2 separate regions of the Mus musculus genome follow, and region 2 is linked to region 1. A link is a contact called in ENCODE Hi-C or POLR2A ChIA-PET data. All regions are on one chromosome and are shown on one strand. The core of a region is the stretch at or near the end of the contact, and the rest is flanking DNA. Distances in the headings are between cores, read along the strand shown.

What was found. A loop is a pair of places that touch in the nucleus more often than their neighbours do. ChIA-PET counts read pairs that join two places held with the same protein, here RNA polymerase II (POLR2A).
Region 2: a map of left cerebral cortex shows a loop between it and region 1 (2.8-fold over the local background). The contact joins two enhancer-like sites. A Hi-C loop is called at or near these places in 3 of 37 maps with a recorded cell type or tissue (T-helper 1 cell, T-helper 2 cell and left cerebral cortex). POLR2A ChIA-PET finds 5 or more read pairs at or near these places in 2 of 5 experiments (Patski and embryonic stem cell).

What each region holds. Positions count from the first base shown.
Region 1 is chr11:22,626,133-22,631,975 of GRCm38, forward strand. No RefSeq gene overlaps it. Among named protein-coding and RNA genes, the nearest start is that of Gm12052, 17 kb to the left of the region's middle. Within about 2 kb of position 3,704, at least 3 of the 3 ENCODE cell types and tissues checked have a DNase peak (open chromatin) inside an H3K27ac peak, as active enhancers do.
Region 2 is chr11:22,824,465-22,830,149 of GRCm38, forward strand. No RefSeq gene overlaps it. Among named protein-coding and RNA genes, the nearest start is that of B3gnt2, 32 kb to the right of the region's middle. Within about 2 kb of position 3,394, at least 1 of the 3 ENCODE cell types and tissues checked has a DNase peak (open chromatin) inside an H3K27ac peak, as active enhancers do.

The DNA.
Region 1 (5,843 bases), core at 2,454-4,953:
CATCATCTCTGAGCTTTTGAGGCAACTCATTACATACCTCAGGCTAGCTTTGAACTTGCTTTGTAGCCCAGGCTAGCCTCAAAACCATATTCTTCCTGTCTTTGACTCCTGAGTGCTTGGATTACAGGTATGGACTACTACACCCAGCCATAAGTTATTTTCTGACAACCAATAAATCAATGTGTTAAAATAGTTGACTGAAGCATCTGTAGTATTGGCATCAGCATCCAGCCTTGACCCAATACTGATGAAAATAATCTGCTTAACAATCTCCAAAATACTATGCAAGTCAGTGAGTCACTTGTAGATTCTTATCTGGAAACAGTCTCATGTTTAGTTTCTTCACCACACAGTGTTTTTCTGGTAGCGATTCTCAGTATCTTGTAGGCATGGATGAGCCCCCCCCCTCCCCATTTGACTTCAGTATCAGCTTCTTCAGAGACTTCACATTGCAGCTGGTCAGGTTAATTCTAATTTGGTGACTCAACAGCTCTGTTTCCACAGGTGCTTTCCCACTGTCTTTAAAAGCAATAGCATGAAGTTAGGACAGAGCTCAGACTGCCCCCACAGTCAAGCCTCAGAAAGCCACAAGTCATTCCTGAATAATCTTAATTGCATGTCCTATGCATGTGTATGTGTGTGGTATGCTTGTGTTTGTGTGTGTGTGTTCATGTTTACGTCTGTGATTAAATGTGTGTAGGTGGTTGTTGCAGGATTTGCCCATCCAATTACATTAGGGCAGCAGGAGGCCTGTGACTGGACAGTTGCAGAGACAGAGAGCATAGCGGAGGGTAGGAGAATGGAGGTAGATGCGAACCAGCATGGCTGGAACAGGTCACAGGTAGTTATGATATCATAAGGTTAGAATAACTGGGATAAAGCTTTTATCATTATAAATTGGCCCTGAAATTATTGTGTTGGCATCTTGTAAATTGTGATTTTATTGATACATAAATCTAATTGGTTAACCATAATTATAAGCTTTAAGAGTTTTGATTCTACCAGGTAATTAGGTGTTGTGATGGCTGACTGTGGGGTGGGCAGTCATTGTGTGGCAGCAAGAGGACCTGGGGGATCCAGCCCCTTCGGAGAGTTGGCAGGCAGAGAGACAGTCAAGTTGAGATCATCCGGCTAGCATGCCCTCTGTGGCCCGTTGGTGCCGGCACAAGTGGACTATGCCGGCTCTCTTTTTTAAAATATTTCCTGCAACAGGTGGTCTGTGTGTTTATGCAGGCTCATGTGGAGGTCAATGATTAATGTCAATGTTCACCTTATCCACTGAGGCAGGTCTCTCGCTTGACTCGGAGCTTGCTGATTTGGCCAGCCTAGCTAGCCAGCTTACCCCCAGGATCTCCGTCTCTTCCGGGAATATAAATGGGTCTAAGCTGTGCTTCACTGGAATTCATATTTCTTGAAGGCTCTACACAGAAGCTGCTCCAAGATGGCCACTCAGCAGCTCACTCTGTTCTACCACCTAGTCAGATGGCCTCTGGTTACAAGATGGTGGCTGATTCTCTCCATCAGTCTGCAGTGGTCACCAGCTCCTTCTCCCAAACTGCTGTGCACAAAGCCAGAGGCTTGTAAAACCGAACCCCACCCATGGCAGTCTAGAAATCTCTAAATGAAAGTTTGGTTGGGTTGTCCCAGAAGCCAGTCAGGGAAAGGACCGGAGCCTGGGACAAGTTCCCATAGCTTCTAATACAAGGTGAGGTACTGGGTGAAAGATGCCCATCAGACCATAGTCAAGGACATTTAAAATAACAAACCTCTAGGCTGTTAAGTAGGGGCTCACTGGTACCCTGGAGGTTGCGGTAAAACTTCAAGAATGTGAGCTCCTCTTTTGTCCTCAGCAAAAGGGTTGCTAAATGACTGACCCCACCCTTAGGAGAGCCCAAGGCCTGGGCTGCCTGAGCTTGCTGACTAGGGGACAGTGCTTGTCACCACCTCAGCCATAATGATGTGGTGTAGTGTTGAGAGCAAAGGAACAGGCTTCATATATTGTCAACCAAGACAAGTGCCTGGAGATTGATGGCAGTACAGCACCCCTGACTTCTGGATGGAGCTGAGGTCAATGTCTATCAAGAATAACCAAGCAAGCCCTGCATCAGAATTGTGGGTGGAGAAGGCCACAGCTTCTAAAATGCAGAACTCTGGGACACTGAGATGACTCAGGGGTATAGGCGCTTGCTATGAATTGTGATACCCTGAGTTTGATTCTCCCAGACTCATTTGATGAAAAAGAAAAGCATCTCTTAAATATTGTCCTCTGACCTCAGTAGGGACACACACACAACACACTCACACACACACATACACACTCACACACACATACTCACACACACACAACACACTCACACACACACTCACTCACTCACACACACACATACACAATTTCTTCTTTCTTCTTTTTTTTAATTCGAGTGTGTGTATGTGTGTATACGTATGTTCCTTAAAAAGTCTTCGGAGGCTTGGTGACAGTATTATTTCTATCCCTTAGCAGGGCTTTTAGGAATGAAAGGGGTTTTTCCTCAACCCTAAGTGATTTGTAGCAATGCCTGGGGTGGGTTTCATCCAAAACACTGGGATCTGTGAAATGCTGCAGCTGTTTACAGTCCCACGGCTGCATCCAAGAATCCTTCACTAATCCAACTCTGCCTGTCTTAGGCCATACTATTCTCCCAAGGCTCACCTTCCAGAACGTGAAAACCTACAAAGGCAGAGGCCATGGGGACCCTTGCTGGAGGTTGGCAGCAAGGAAAGGACACATCAATAATTCCACTCCTTGGCTGCCAATGATTGGACTGTGGGTAAGAGTGGTATGGCAGCTGATCGGCTGGATTCACATCAAGGCGGTGGATGGCTAGCCAGCCTTCTTTGCTCACACACAGGCCCAGGCACAGGCCTGGCTAGAAGAATGCTCCATATTGCCTCTCCCCAGACTCAGGCAGTGACACAAGGCATGTGATAGCATCCGTCAGAACAAGTCCCTCTGGGCAAGAGTCAGTTCTTCGGCAAAAGCCAAGAGCAGGAGCACACAGCTGCCTTCAGCTGAAGTTGTCCTACACTGAAGGTTACAAGGAACAAGTTGTCCTTCCCTTCAGACGACTGACTTCCTTTTGGATGAAACATCCCAGCTTCTCCTGTCAGGAACATGCCCAAATAAAGTAGCTGCTGCAGCCTTGGAAAAGATTTAGCTCCACAGAGAAGCTGGGACCCAACGCCCACATGGGATTTTCTGGATTTGCCTTTCTTTCTCTCTTCCTTGCTTCCTTCCTTGCTTGCTTCCTTCCTTCCTTCCTTCCTTCCTTCCTTCCTTCCTTCCTTCCTTCCTTCCTTCCTTCCTTCCTCCCTCCCTCCCTCCCTCCCTCCCTTCCTTCCTTCCTTTCTTTTCATTATTATTACTATTAGTTCGGCAGCGGTCATTTGAGTTTGGCTTTCCAAAGCTGTCTGGAAAAAGCTGCCCAGGCTCAGCTGCTCAAGACTGAAATGGGCGTGATGGATGCAGCCGCAGCTCTCAGATTTCTTGTTGCAAGTTTTTCTGACCTGAGTCAAGTAACCTGTTGAGACCAGTCCCCTCATCTACCCAGAGGCCACTCAGCAAATGCTTAGCTCACACTCCTGGATTCCTGTGTGGAACAGTGGAGATAGCGATCTGGCTCGGAACAATTCCAGCTGTAAACAACGCACTTCCTGACGGCAGAAGCAGAGTCCTCGGGAAAATGGCGCGGGTCTGCCTGCAGCCCGCCCCCGTTCTGTGCTGTGGGTGATGCCCGGGGAGCAAGCCTGGAAAGTATGTCTGTTGACAGCAAGGAGAAGCGCTAAATAATCTGCCAGGGACAGGAACTGGCCGCTAGCTAGATTTTTCTACGTAGGATTATATTTTGAAATAATTGCTTCAAGATATTTTTTTAAAAACTTGGCTGGCTCAGGGAGACATTCAGATGATGGTCTGGGGCCTTCAATGTAAGCTAAGGCAGGCTTGTAGAATCATCACCCAGCACAGAAGGAAGGAAGCCAACAACTGGGGCAGAGAGAACGCTCAGTGAAGTGCGTTGGGTTTCCGGTGTCCAGAGTCAGTGTCAGACTGTGGTCTGCCAAAGGTCCTGAGAATCCAGAATGACTTCCCACATGCTCTGCTAGGGGAGTATTGGTGGGGAGGGGGGAGGGGGAGCTTTGGGGACTAGTGACAGAAAGGTTGTCAGCCTAGCCCCAGTCCACCTGGTCAGCTGACTCCTATTAGTTGATAACTCACCCTTGGAGTTACTGCGGAGAGCTGGGCAGCCCTCCCTCAAATGTCCCCTTGGCCTTCTCTCTGTTTTCTCAGGCCTCTGCACAAATGCCACCTTCTCAGGAAAATCTACCCTGTCTGAAAGGCTGATGTCCCCGCCTCATTTCCTAATGTTAAACATGTTGTCGTTCCCATTACAGTTTATATCGTCTATATTGTAACTATCTTAGCAGGAACAAAAATATTCTATTTTATTTATTTGTTTGCTTATTTTGGGACACGGTCCCATGCATACGAAGCCCACCTCAAACTCTCTAGTTGAAGAAGACCTTTAACTTCCCTGATGATTTTTGCCTCCACCTCCAACGTGCTGGGATTATGGGCACGTCACAACCGACACCCAGTTCATAGTTTCTTCAGTGTTCAGGATTGAACCCGGCTTCTTCTGCATGCCACACAAGCACTCTGCAAGCTGAGTTACATCTCCAGCCCCTGACAGGTGAAGCTATTCTAGACAATTCTGAACACACACACACACACACACACACACACACACACACACACACACACACAAGGTCCTGTATATCTCTCTAGTGAAATAATGGTCGCCATGAGATTAGAATCCCCCAAGATATTCATGCTAGGAGAAAGAAAGGATGGAGGCAGAGAGGAACATGGGTCCCAGAATGCTGTTTCACACAGCTCTAACAACTGCACAAGCCCACCTGGAGGACAGATTGGAGGTGTGAAAGGCAGGGCCACTCATTGCCCAGGACTGCTCAGCAGTGTGTACCGCGTGTCCTCTTATTAATCCTGAACTTCATGTCAGGACCCCACAGTGTGCTTGGGAGCTATGGGAGCTGTTTGTTCCTCTTGCTGGTGCGACCACACTGAATACATCTTTCTCTTCTCGATGGATGTTATTCACCTCTCTGATTGGCCTATTGAGAGGGGAGGGAGATGACCACGCCTAGGTTGCTGGACTGCCAGGCTGTGACCCAAAAAACTCTGGTAAGAATATTTTCCCCTCCAGCTAAGATGTCAAGTGCAAGAATGTATATTTTTACTTACAGTTGGGTCCAAGGGTTTTAGAAAAATGCATTCACATCATAAAGACTAGTAAATATTTACTGAATGTGTGAAGGAATCTTACATTTAGTATTGACTCACGTACCAAACACTAGTTATTTCCCTTAGATAGTTATGTGAATGAATATACCAAGAATGAACTTATAATCGCCTAGTGTAAAAGCAGGAACTACTTGCTTGTTTTCTTGAACTTTCAGTTAAAATTGGGGGGGGGGGGGGTTTGCAATTCCTGCATATAGCCACAGGATGGCACCATTGCTCAGTGTATTTTCTCTGGAAAGCCGGCTGGTATCAGAAAATTCTCCACCCTCCTTCCCCTCCTCCTTTTTCTCTCTTCCTTCCTCCTAATACTGTAAAAGTAAGTCTTTTCTGAAGCTCTGGAAGAAAAGACACCGAGCAGAATACATTGCTCGACACCTGTCTGGATCCCTTAGCTCCATCTTCTCTCTGGCCCAAAGCCCAGAGTCCTGCTGTTCCCAGGCTGAAAGGCAGTGCAGGGACCTTTAGGAATGCACTCCCTCTCCTC
Region 2 (5,685 bases), core at 2,144-4,643, 200 kb after region 1:
CTGCTCCAGAGTCTGTGGCAGGCATTGGGATGCTGGAAGCTGAGGGGTGCAGCACAGCTGAAGGCTAGGAGCCAAGGTCAGGGCCACTGAGCAGGAAGTGAGGTCGATAGGCTGGAGCAGCTTTCAACAATGAAAGCTTCAGGAGAGAACTCTTCCCCAGTGTTACAGCTCTATTCGACAGACGAGACACTCTTGGACTGTCTTTGATGAAATAGCTCGTGCACTTTAGTCCTTGTGGATAGATAGGGTCTTATATGCATTTGGGGGTGATTTGGGGTATAAAAGCAGAAGCTTTCTCCTGGCTTGATTTGAGATGTTAGAGATGCCTCATCTGCGTGTGGAGGGGCTTCGGGTGTTGCCCCTGTGTGACTGATTGTCACAGTCCTCTCCATGGAGTGTCGTGGTCCTGTGATCCAGGACAGGACCCTGATCGGGAGTAGATGGAAATGCCTACTGTACTCAGACATGAGAGTACTGGGATTTCCGAATCTGCTCAACTTTGCCAAGTTTTCTGTCTGATGGCATGGTCCACTGCCCCACATAGCACTAGGAAGGTCAGGGGAAGTTCATCCCATTCTGGGAGACATAGTAAAAGCACATTTCTGATGCCCAGTGACCTTCAGAGCAACTGATATAAGAGGAGCAGTAGCCGGGCGTGGTGGCTCACGCCTTTAATCCCAGCACTCGGGAGGCAGAGACAGGCAGATTTCTGAGTTCGAGGCCAGCCTGGTCTACAGAGTGAGTTCCAGGACAGCCAGGGCTATACAGAGAAACCCTGTCTCAAAAAAAAAAAAAAAAAAAAAAAAAAAAAAAGAGGAGCAGTATAATTTATTCAGTGTGATACCCTTATCTCAAGAATTGGAATTGGGGCCCATGGACATTTTATTGATTTAGGGTCAATTAAATGTTATTCTAATACAAATTTACTAAGATATAACTTTCCTGTTTTTTTTTTTTTATTGTTCTGACAAAATACATCACAGAAATAAGGGACAATGTAGTAGGACCCAGAGGGGGAATGCTTTATGGGTAATTCAGTGTCTCTCTCTCTCTCTCTCTCTCTCTCTCTCTCTCTCTGAGGGGGAATGCTTTATGGGTAATTCAGTGTCTCTCTCTCTCTCTCTCTCTCTCTCTCTCTCTCTCTCTCTCCCTCCCTCCCTCCCTCCCTCCCTCTTCCTTCTTTTCTTTCTAAGATTTATTTTTTACTTATACGTATGCATGTGGGCTGCATGAGTTTGTGTACATAAGTGTGTAGATGCCCACAGAGACCAGGAGGTGGCATCAGATCTCCTGGTGCTAGAATTATACATAGTTGTGAGCTGCCATGTGTGTGTGCTAGGAATTGAATAATAAGTACTCTTAACCTCTGAGCCATCTCTTCAACCCCACTAGCTGGTTTTCTACATTTTCCTTGTCATTTTATCTGTGGTCCCAAACTCCAAAATGGTGCCACCATAATCAGCTCTTCCCCCACTGCCCCTCCCCCACCCCATTACCACGGCCCACATGTAATCAATTGTATATCTGCTTTATTAGCCACCAAAGGCCCTTCTCAACCCAATTAATTTGGTAATAGAGCATCTTGAGGCCACCCCGTCAGCGTGACAAGCAAGCACAAGCACTCTACGACATATAACAGCCACCCTGTATTGTTTCACAGGGAAAATGCACCCACTCTTCAGAGTTTAAAGTCCCAGCATTGTCCAAAAGTCCAAAATCGAAGCGTCCTCTGGGACTCAAGGTAAACCCTTAACTGAACTGTAGAAGTCAAAGGTCACTTAGCATGCTTCCAAGATATACAGAGTAAACATTCCTAATACCAGAGCAAAGCAAAGCAAACCAGACGGGGTCAAGAATTGTGGAGAGCTGTGCCGTGAGCAATCGCCATTATAAGATGGCGCTGGCTTCCACTGCGCCTAACTAGTAAACAAGCCTTATGCGCATGTGCATGAGTGAACTCACGCCTAGTCACTGCCCATCTCGCGGAGTAGTAATGGGGTGATGGGCGAGCAACGAATCAGGAGCTGTCACGCCACATCAGGTGCTGAAACGTCACGCTGCGGGCTATATAAGCAGCGCCATTTTCCCGGTTCGGGGTCTTCCCTCCTGAGAAGTAAGCAATAAAAGCTTTGCCGCAGAAGATTCTGGTTGTCCTGAGTGTGTTCTTGCCGGAGGGGACAAAAGCTCGGGATAAAGAATGGTGTCCTGTATCCGATTCCGACTTCAGAGAACATGGGCAAAACCAAGCCTTCCAGCCTCATCATTTGTACCCTCTCTGGGGCTGGCACAGCTTGATCTGTGTGGTTTTTCTTGGCAGGTGTCCCACAATCCTGGCATCTAGAACTTTCTTTACTCTCACAGCTTCCCACCTCGTCCCCTCAGGGGATCCCCACAGGAATTCCAACCTGCTGCATGCTCACAGGCTCTCCTCTGAAATCAGGCAGAACCCTCCATGGCTGTAGAACTCTCCTGCTTGCCTCATACTGCAATCCAATGTCGTGCGGAGGATGAGTCTAAAACCCAGTGAGAAATTGGATCTCCTCATCCAGGAGTCTCCAGACCTGCCCGGCACTCATCTGAAGAAAAAGGAAGGGCATCCCCATGGCTTCCTATTTTTTGCCACTTGTGTTCTTTGATTCAAGACCAGTATATCTGTGCCCTTTCCAGGAACCAGGAGTAGGTCACAAGCTGTCCTCACTGTGGACATCTTGGAGCACCTGCAGCTGGATTCAACCTCAAACTTAGGAAAGCAACTGGACTCTCATGGTCTCAATTATGATCAAAACCATCCACTTCCAGCTAGCTTAAGCCAAAAAAGGGAAAAGGAAGCTCACACGGCAGGAAGCCCAGGACAATACAGATCGAAAGCTCAAAGGCTCTCCCATGCCTTACTTACTGCTCCAGAGATGCACAGCTCTGATTCTCAGCTTCATAAGCTTCCTTAAGGTCCCCAGAAAGATGCCAGTAACTCTATTACCCCCATTTAATCAAGCAAAAAAGTAGCTTTCATGTTGAAGACCGTGGGCAAGTCACACAGGGGCACTTGTCATTCCTCCCAGACCCAACCCCCACCCCCATCCCACATCCTAGGCGCATCTGTCTCCAAGCGAAGGATGTAGGATGGCTACCTGGTGGCCACAGCAGCAGCCACACAATCCTCTCCATGGCAGCTATTTGCAAACATGAGAATCATCCCATCTCTGGGTAAAAATAGAGCCAAACGCTCCAAAGTAGGAAGAGTGTCTGGGAGAAGAAAGCTGCCAAGAACAGCCATCCTGTAAATAAAGTTGTATGCTGGTACAGAAGGGGCCTCCTGAGGAGCAGTCATAATTGCTGTGCTTGCCTGCCCGCTGGCTGAGACAGCAGAGAGGGACTCAGCTCTGAAGGCTACTCTGAGAGCAGGCCAAGGTTGCCTTGCTCTGGAAGGGGCAGCTTCCCACAGGTTTTGGGGCTCTCTCCACCCAACCTGGCCCTCCTCCTAAAGATTACTCTTGCAGCAACTCTGTCCTAGCCAGTTGGGACTTACTCCTGCCTCAAGCACTCAGCTATATGGGTTCTCTCTCTATCCTGTCCAGCAGGGTATTGTCCAGACCTCCAGCAAAAGGGATGTGGTCCAGCACCACACCCTCCCTATGAGGCAAGACACTGCTAGCTTAGACACACAGAGCAGAGGACCACCTGCTACTTGCCTCCTATGCCCCCACATTGAGTTCACCTGTCTTGGTTTGCTTGGTTGTTTTCTGAAGTGGGATCTTGCTATATATAGTCTTGCCTGGCGGTTCTTAACCTGGCAGCAATCTTCCAGCCTTTGCCTCCTGAGTGTTGTGGCATATGACACCATGCCCAGCCTTTCTGACCCCTTAAGGCATTTATCCTTAATATCCACAGATATTGGGAACGGATAGCCAGTGATTATTGGAGTGGGCCCATTTGAGCACAGGACAATGGGCAGCGAGTGTGAAACAGCAGAGCAGCAGATGCCCACAGAGGCCACACTGATGTAGAAGCAAGCTAATCACTGCTGAGCAGTTGTCACATGCCAGGCTCTGGACACTGCATACACTAATGCCTTTGTTTATCTGTACATTTCAAATGTACAAACACCCCTCGTGACGTGTGTCTTAATTACAAAGTTTCTTACTGTCTTAATTACAAAGTTTCTTACTGTGGCGAAACCCAGCGAGTACTATCAGTAATCTCACGAACCTGATGTCACGCACTGGCATGGCTCTGTGGTATTCTTGTACACTACACAACACCCAAGCCACTCTAACACAAGCTCTCACTGAAGAACATGCTATGAATAACCAATACTGACCAAAAACATCAGTCATGAAGACATGGAAAGACAAGACTGAGAAGCAGATGGGAGACCAAGGAGAAAACAAAATTAAATGTCATGTGGGGCCATAAATAAGGTGCCTAAGCAACAACAGACGGACCTGAGGGTTTGCCAGAGGCCAACCAAGTCCCCGGTAAGCAATGCAGCTATAGCAATGTTGATTTCCTGTTGCTGGCTGGTCTGCCTTGATAATTAGCACACAGTTAAAGAAAGCTGGAGAGAAGCACACAGATGTTCTGTACTGTTTTTGTGTCAAAAATAAAAAAAAAAAATTTTAAGGGCAGCTGGAGAGACAGTTTGGCAGTTCAGAGCACTTAGTGCTGTAGCAGAGAAGCTGAGTTCAGTTCCAAGCATCTTCATGTTGGCTCACAACTGCAACTCCAGTTCCAGGGGAGCTGGCACTTCTTCTGACCTACTTGGGCTCCTACAGCATGTGGTGAGCATCCATATGTTCAGGCAAGGGTGTGCGTGTGTGTGTGCGCGCGTGTACGTGTATATGTGTGTGTGTGTGTGTATGTATGTGTGCGTGTATGTACATGTATGTGTGTATGTGTGTGTGTGCGTGTGTGTGTGGGGGGGGTGTGCATGTGTGTGTATGTGTGTGCGTGTATGTGTGCATGCGTGTACAAGTATGTGTGTATGTGTGTGCATGTGTGGGTGCGTGTGCATGTGTGTGTGCATGTGCATGTGCGTGTGTGCACGCGTGTGTGCATGCATGCACGCATAAGTATTTTTTAAAAATATACGGGCTGAATAGATGACTCTGCAGTTAGGAGCACTTGAGGCTTAGGCTGAAAAACTAACTTCAAGGTTAAGAAAATGTGTTGTTCTTGCAGAAGACCTAGATTTAATCTCTGTGGATGCACAGTAGCTTGCAAATGTCTATTAACCCCAGTCCCGTAGGATCTGACACCTTCTTCTGACCTTTGTAGACTGCAAGCATGCACATGGTGTGCAATCATACATGAACCCAAAACACTCACACACATAAGTAATAACATAAATAAACATTACTAATATATTTTAAAGAGCATTTCTTGCAGAGAACCAGTTTGGCTCTTAGCACCTTGTAACTTCAGCTTAAAGGCTGATGCTATCTTCTGGCCTGTGGGAACCTATAGAGACACACGCATACACATAACAAAAAATAAGAGGAAAGTTTACATTTTAAATTACTTTTAAGGTTTTCCAAATGAAGTCACCCAATAAGTCACTTAGGATATTCAGCTCATTGGGCTGGTCTACGGCAATGAAGAGGTGCCCTGGGGTGAAATAAAACATACTTTTACATTTTCTGATACATTACTGAACACATGCCACAGGGAGTGGTTTTTATTGTTTTG